2 separate regions of the Homo sapiens genome follow, and region 2 is linked to region 1. A link is an interaction called in ENCODE POLR2A ChIA-PET data of the cell type or tissue named here. Cell type or tissue: Panc1. All regions are shown on one strand. Links, peaks and the distances in the headings refer to the core of each region. The heading gives the core; the rest is flanking DNA. Region 1 overlaps RHOF (ras homolog family member F, filopodia associated). Region 2 overlaps CFAP251 (cilia and flagella associated protein 251).

Region 1 (2,901 bases), core at 111-2,610:
GATTCATCTCGGCCTGCAGGTGGACGGCTCTCAGGAGAACAGGACAGAAAGCCATGGCCAGGCGGCCACGTAGAGAGAGGCAAAGGCCAAGAGGGTGAGGGAATGGCCAAGCCAGAAATGAGTCTAGTAAACGTAGTTGTAGAAAGTTCTAGAACCCAATGGGCCACACACAGTGGCGGAAGGGGCATCTTCCCGACTGGTGGCCACCAGAGCTGTGAGACAGGGGTGGCTCTCAGAGGCTGAATTTCTCCACACCCAGGACCAAACGCTGGTCCTGGGCAGGGGCCGGACGCTGCCCACAGGGGCCCTCGTGGAAGGCCCGTGTGGCTGTCTCCCTCCTGAGGAAGTAGTTACAGACACCACAGCGGAGGGAGGGCAGATCGGGTGACGGGGCTCGCAGGGCTCAGAAGGGAAGGGGCGGGGGCCATGGCACTCACTGCTCTGTCGGCCTCACCGGGGCCCTGACATCCTCTGAGGCAGGAAGCTGCGGTGAAGTCTGAAGTTTCCTGGGCCGGGGGAGGCGGGGTGAGGTGGGCTGTGAAGACACAGACGGGAGAGTGAGCTCATCAGGGCCAAGGTGTGGGGTCCAGGGTTAGAGGGGCACAGGATGGGATAGGGGTTGCCCGGGGAGCGGTGGTCCCCTTTTCAGCCTGAGATGGGAACAGAAAGAAAATTGTTAGGCAATGGAGTAGGATTTGCTAAGACAAGGAACCAGGGACAGATGTGTGTTGTGAGCCCCAGAAGCACCGGAGGCCTGGGCTGAGACAAGGCTGGGGTCACCCAGAAGGTGGTCTCAACTCCCAGCTGGGGCTGCCCAGCCCCTGTCTCCCTGGGAAAGCACAGGTGGGCGGCCCCCAGCAGAGTGAGTAAAAGTGGGTTCCTCTTCTGGCAGCTTCACTTCTCATGCTGCCAGTACCCCTCCCTGACCAACGCCGCAGCTGGAGCTGGGGTCCACCCGCCCTGTGTGTCCTCCTGCAGATTTGAGGTCTTTTTTCCTCAACTCTGCTCTGGGCCTTAGAGACCCCTGTCCCTGGAAGCAGGACTTCCTTGGCAAAGCCTCATCCCACCAAGAAAATAGCCCTGTGTGCGGCATGAGCCTCCCTTCCGCCCAGCCCTGCCGCACCGCCTGAGTGCACGTCAGGACGATGGGCGGCTCTAGGGGGAGCCCAGGCCTAGAGACTTCCTCACCAGAAGCACGTGCATCCTTTGCATGTAATTCCTGGGTTTTTTTTTGAGGTGGGGAATGGTTAGAGACAGGGTCTCGCTCTGTCACCCAGGCTGGAGTGCCATAGCATGATCATAACTCATTGCAGCCACAGCCTCTTGGGCTCAAGTGATCCTCCCATGTCAGCCTCCCAAAGTGCTGGGATTACAGGTGTGAGCCACCACGCCTGGTCTACCTGGGCTGTTTTAACCTCTAAGCCCATCTGCAGAGGCTGGATGGGCCCCCTCTGTGACTACGGGCAGGTGACATGGACCCTTTCAGCCCTGGTATCATTTTAGGTAGAATGTGGAGGGTAATGGTATCACCTGGTGGCTGGGAGGCCCCTGAAGCTTCTGGGTCCAAAGATTCTGGGGTTCTGACCACCCACCATGCCAGGCTATTAACTTCTCCTGGAAGTTTCAACAGTAACCACAATAGCAGTCCTCCTGCCTCCCGGCACTGCCCCCCACTCCACCCCTGCCCCTGCACTGCTCCCGCTCTAAGCATTGCCTCCCTTCTCCTGGGCTTTCACCTTCCAGATTAGGGGGAGGGTTATCACTGTTATCACCCCCTCTCCCAGATAAGGAAATTGACACCCAGAGAGGGAAATGTGGGCGTCAATTCGAGATGTGGAGGCTGCCCTGAACAGTCCTGCCCAGAATGTGCATGAGTGAATGGAACCTGACCCTCCTGACTCATATGAGAGAAGGTATTTATTAATAGTACGCTCCCCCATCCCCAAGTGGGCATGGGGTTGGTGCACACGGAAGTAGTCCTCTGCAGGCCTGGTCCCCCCACCACCCCCACGCCCCAAAGGCCCACACTGAATTCTAGGGAAAGCTGGGTTGGGCAGAGTCAAGCCAGGAAGGCAACCTGGAGGAGGTGCTGGAGTCGGAGCTGGCTGCCTCTCCCTTTCCAGAGGCCCTCTTTCTTGAGAGGGCTGACATTTTTCCTCACCTGGTCAGGGCTGGGACAAGTAGGGTGAGGATTCCTTCCTGTTTTCTGGGGTAGGCTAAGAAAAAAAAATACTCCAGTAAGGTCCTCTGTTATTTACAAAGCTTCCCCTTAGCTGTGTGGCCTGGGGCAAGTCACTCCAGCTCTCTGTGCTTCCGTTTCTCAGCCTGTAAAATGGGGCCAACAATAGTGTCTACCTTGTAGGGCTTTTGGGGGAAAGATGAGTTAATCCAGGTGAAGGGCTTTGAGCTAGACCTGGCATGTAACACAGTGGTACACACCTGCGGCCCCAGCTCCTCAGGAGGCTGAGGCAGGAGGATGGCTTGAGCCCAGGAGGTTGAGGCTGGAGTGAGCTATGATCACACCACTGCACTCCAGCCTGAGCAACAGAGCAAACCCCGCCCCCCCCCCCTTTTTTTTTTTTTTTTTTTGAGGCAGAGTCTCACTCTGTTGCCCAGGCTGGAGTGTAGTGGTTCAATCTCTGCTCCACCTCCCCAGCTCAAGTGATTCCCCTGCCTCAGCCTCCCAAGTAGCTGGGATTACAGGCATATGCCACCACATCCGGCTAATTTTTGTATTTTTAGTAGAGACAGCGTTTCACCATGTTGCCCAGGCTGGTCTTGAACTCTTGACCTCAAGCGATCCGCCCGCCTCAGCCTCCCAAAGTGCTGGGATTACAAGCATGCGCCACAGCGCCCGGTCTAGACCATGACTTTTATATGAGAGAAAGAGAGTCGATATTA
Region 2 (2,901 bases), core at 294-2,793, 130 kb before region 1:
GGCGACAGAGCGAGACTCCGTCTCAAAAAAGAAAAAAGAAAAGAAAAGAGAAAAGAAAAGAACAGGACAAACGTGGGTGTGTTCAAGTTTATTCTTGGCCTACCAGCAGACCCACAATGGCAAAATCATTCTTCTAAGTGGCACTCGTGGTCTCCAAAAGGCTGACTAGCTACAGACAGTGACCTATTCTTAGGCCACAGCTAAGTTCTCCTACTGGGAGCAGTCTGTGGGAAGCCTACACTCCTATTATCATACCGACTCCATTCTAAGGCGAGCACCTCAGCTGTGGCACACACCTCCTCCAGGAAGCTTTCCCTGGCCATCCTCCAAACTGAGTTAAGAGGCCCTGTTTCATCTCCTGTGCATCTTTCACTCACTGCACTCATAGGTCTGCCTCCCTACACACCTTAGAGCTCCTTAAAAGAATGGATTGTGGCCAGGTGCAGGGGCTCCTAGCACTTTGGGAGGCCAAAGCTGGTGGATCACCTGAGGTCAAGAGTTTGAGACCAGCCTGGCCAACATAAGTGACAGCCTGCCTCTACTAAAAATACAAAAAAATCAGCCAGGCGAGGTGGCGGACGCCTGTAATCTCACTACTCGGGAGGCTGAGGCAGGAGAATCACTTGAACCCAGGAGGCAGAGGTTGCAGTGAGCCGAGATCACGCCATTGCACTCCAGCCTGGGCAACAAGAGTGAAACTCTGTCTCAAAAAAAAAAAAAAAAAAAGAATGGATTGTGGCCGGGCGTGGTGGCGTGTGCCTGTAATCCTAGCACTTTGGGAGGCCAAGGTGGGCAGATCATTTGAGATCATGCATTTGAGACCAGTCTGGCCAACATGGTAAGACCGAAACCCCATCTCTACTGAAAATATAAAACATTAGCTGGGTGTGGTGGTGGATGCCTGTAATCTTAGCTACTCAGGAGACTGAGGCAGGAGAATAGTTTGAACCCAGGAGGCGGAGGTTGCAGCAGGCTGAGATTGTGCCCCTGCACTCCAGCCTGGGCAACAGTGAGACTCTGTCTCAAAAAAAAAAAAAAAGGAATGGATTGTACCTTATTTGGTTTTGTGTTCCCATAGTCTGGCCTATACTAAGCATTCAACTAATGATTCTGAATGAATTGATGAATGAATTAAGATGACTACTTACTGGGAAAATTCCTGATGTGATTGACTGGGAATCAGTAATCTGTGTCTCCAAACGGATCATGGACGCTGTGACTTCTTGGGGCTCTACTGTGGTTTCTTCCTGTATTCCTGAAGCCTCCTTCTCTTGGACTTCTCCAGCCTTTTCCTCAGTTTCTTCCATGACAATCTTTTTGTCCTCCTTCCCCTCCTCCTCCCCTTCCTCCTCGCCCGTTTTCCTCTCCTCCTCCTGAGACTCTCTCCATGCTATTGTGTCATCTTTTGATTCCTGTTGTGGATCTTCTACTTCTTTATAATTTGGATTAGGTTCCTCCTCTTCTTTCATTTCTGTTTCTCCATTTTCTCCTGTTGCTTCTCGGGGAGCTTCTGCTGCATCTGACATTCTTCTCTGTAGAGTTTCCTCTAGAGAGATTTTGACCATAATAACCAGCTGGCCCTCAGCTTCCCATTTCCATCTCCTAGTGCACTAACCTACTGATGAAATGTGCATAAATGGCTCTGTTCCCTTTCCATAGGAATAAAAAGAATGTCATGTTTCTGACCAGGCACGGTGGCTCATGCCTGTAATCCCAGCACTATGGGAGGCCAATGCAGATGGATCACCTGAGGTCAGGAGTTTGAGACCAGCCTGGCCAACATGATGAAACCCCGTTTCTACTAAAAATACAAAAATTAGCTGGGTGTGGTGGCAGGCGCCTGTAATCCCAGCTACTTGGGAGGCTGAGGCAGGAGAATCGCTTGAACCTGGGAGGCAGAGGTTGCAGTGAGCCAAGATCATACCATTGCACTCCAGCCTGGGTAACAAGAGCAAAGTTCTGTCTCAAAAATAAAAACAAAAAAAGAATGTCATATTTCTGGCCAGGCACAGTGGCTCACGCCTGTAATCCCAACACTTTGGGAGGCTGAGGCGGGAGGATCAGTTGAGGTCAGGAGTTTGAGACCAGCCTGGCCAACATGGTGAAACCCCATCTCTACTAAAAATACAAAAAGTTGGCCGGGCGTGGTGGCTCACGCCTGTAATCCCAGCACTTTGGGAGGCTGACGCGGGTGGATCACGAGGTCAGGAGATCGAGACCATCCTGGCTAACACGGTGAAACCCCGTCTCTACTAAAAATACAAAAAATTAGCCGGGCTTGGCGGTGGGCGCCTGTAGTCCCAGCTACTCGGGAGGCTGAGGCAGGAGAATGGTGTGAACCCGGGAGGCGGAGCTTGCAGTGAGCCGAGATCGTGCCACTGCACTCCAGCCTGGGCAACACAGCGAGACTCCGTCTCAAAAAAAAAAAAAAAATACAAAAAGCCTGGTGTGGTGGTGGTGCCTGTAATCTGAGCTACTCAGAAGGCCGAGGCAGGAGAATAGCTTGAATCTGGGAGGCGGAGGTTGCAGCGAGCCAAGATCATGCCACTGCAGTCCAGCCTGGGCAACAGAGCGAGACCCTCTCTCAAAAAAAAAAAAAAAAAAAAAAAGTCACATTTGTGGGAAACCTTTTTTTTTTTTTTCTCTTGAGACAGAGTTTTGTTCTTGTTGCCCAGGCTGGAGTGCAGTGGCACGATCTTGGCTCACTGCAATTACTGCCTCCAGGGTTCAAGCTATTCTCCTGCCTCAGCCTCCCGAGCAGCTGGGATTACAGGCGTCTGCCACCACACCCAGCTAATTTTTGTATTTTTTCAATGGAGGCAGGGTTTCACCATTTTGGCCAGTCTGGTCTTAAACTCCTGACCTCAAGTGATCCGCCCGCCTTGGCTTCCCAAAGTGCTG

The links. Peaks named below come from ENCODE experiments on the same cell type or tissue, not always from the same donor. Only the 100,000 strongest peaks of a DNase experiment are listed, where the experiment ranks them.
Region 2: POLR2A ChIA-PET joins it to region 1 with 15 read pairs; 7 of 35 experiments call an interaction of 5 or more read pairs at or near these places.

Annotation. Positions count from the first base shown.
Region 1 is chr12:121,787,579-121,790,479 of GRCh38, reverse strand. The region is part of intron 2 of RHOF (ras homolog family member F, filopodia associated); the gene reads left to right. It also overlaps a transcript of SETD1B not described here. Among named protein-coding and RNA genes, the nearest start is that of RHOF, 4.7 kb to the left of the region's middle. RefSeq lists enhancers at 28-227, 308-377, 504-1,220. In Panc1, for the core only: no CTCF peak of the experiment used is centred there; no DNase peak of the experiment used is centred there; H3K27ac peaks cover 928 bases.
Region 2 is chr12:121,919,931-121,922,831 of GRCh38, reverse strand. CFAP251 (cilia and flagella associated protein 251) reads right to left here. Exons shown (of 22, transcript NM_144668.6): 2 at 1,149-1,546. The coding sequence starts at 1,526. Among named protein-coding and RNA genes, the nearest start is that of CFAP251, 2.8 kb to the right of the region's middle. In Panc1, for the core only: no CTCF peak of the experiment used is centred there; no DNase peak of the experiment used is centred there.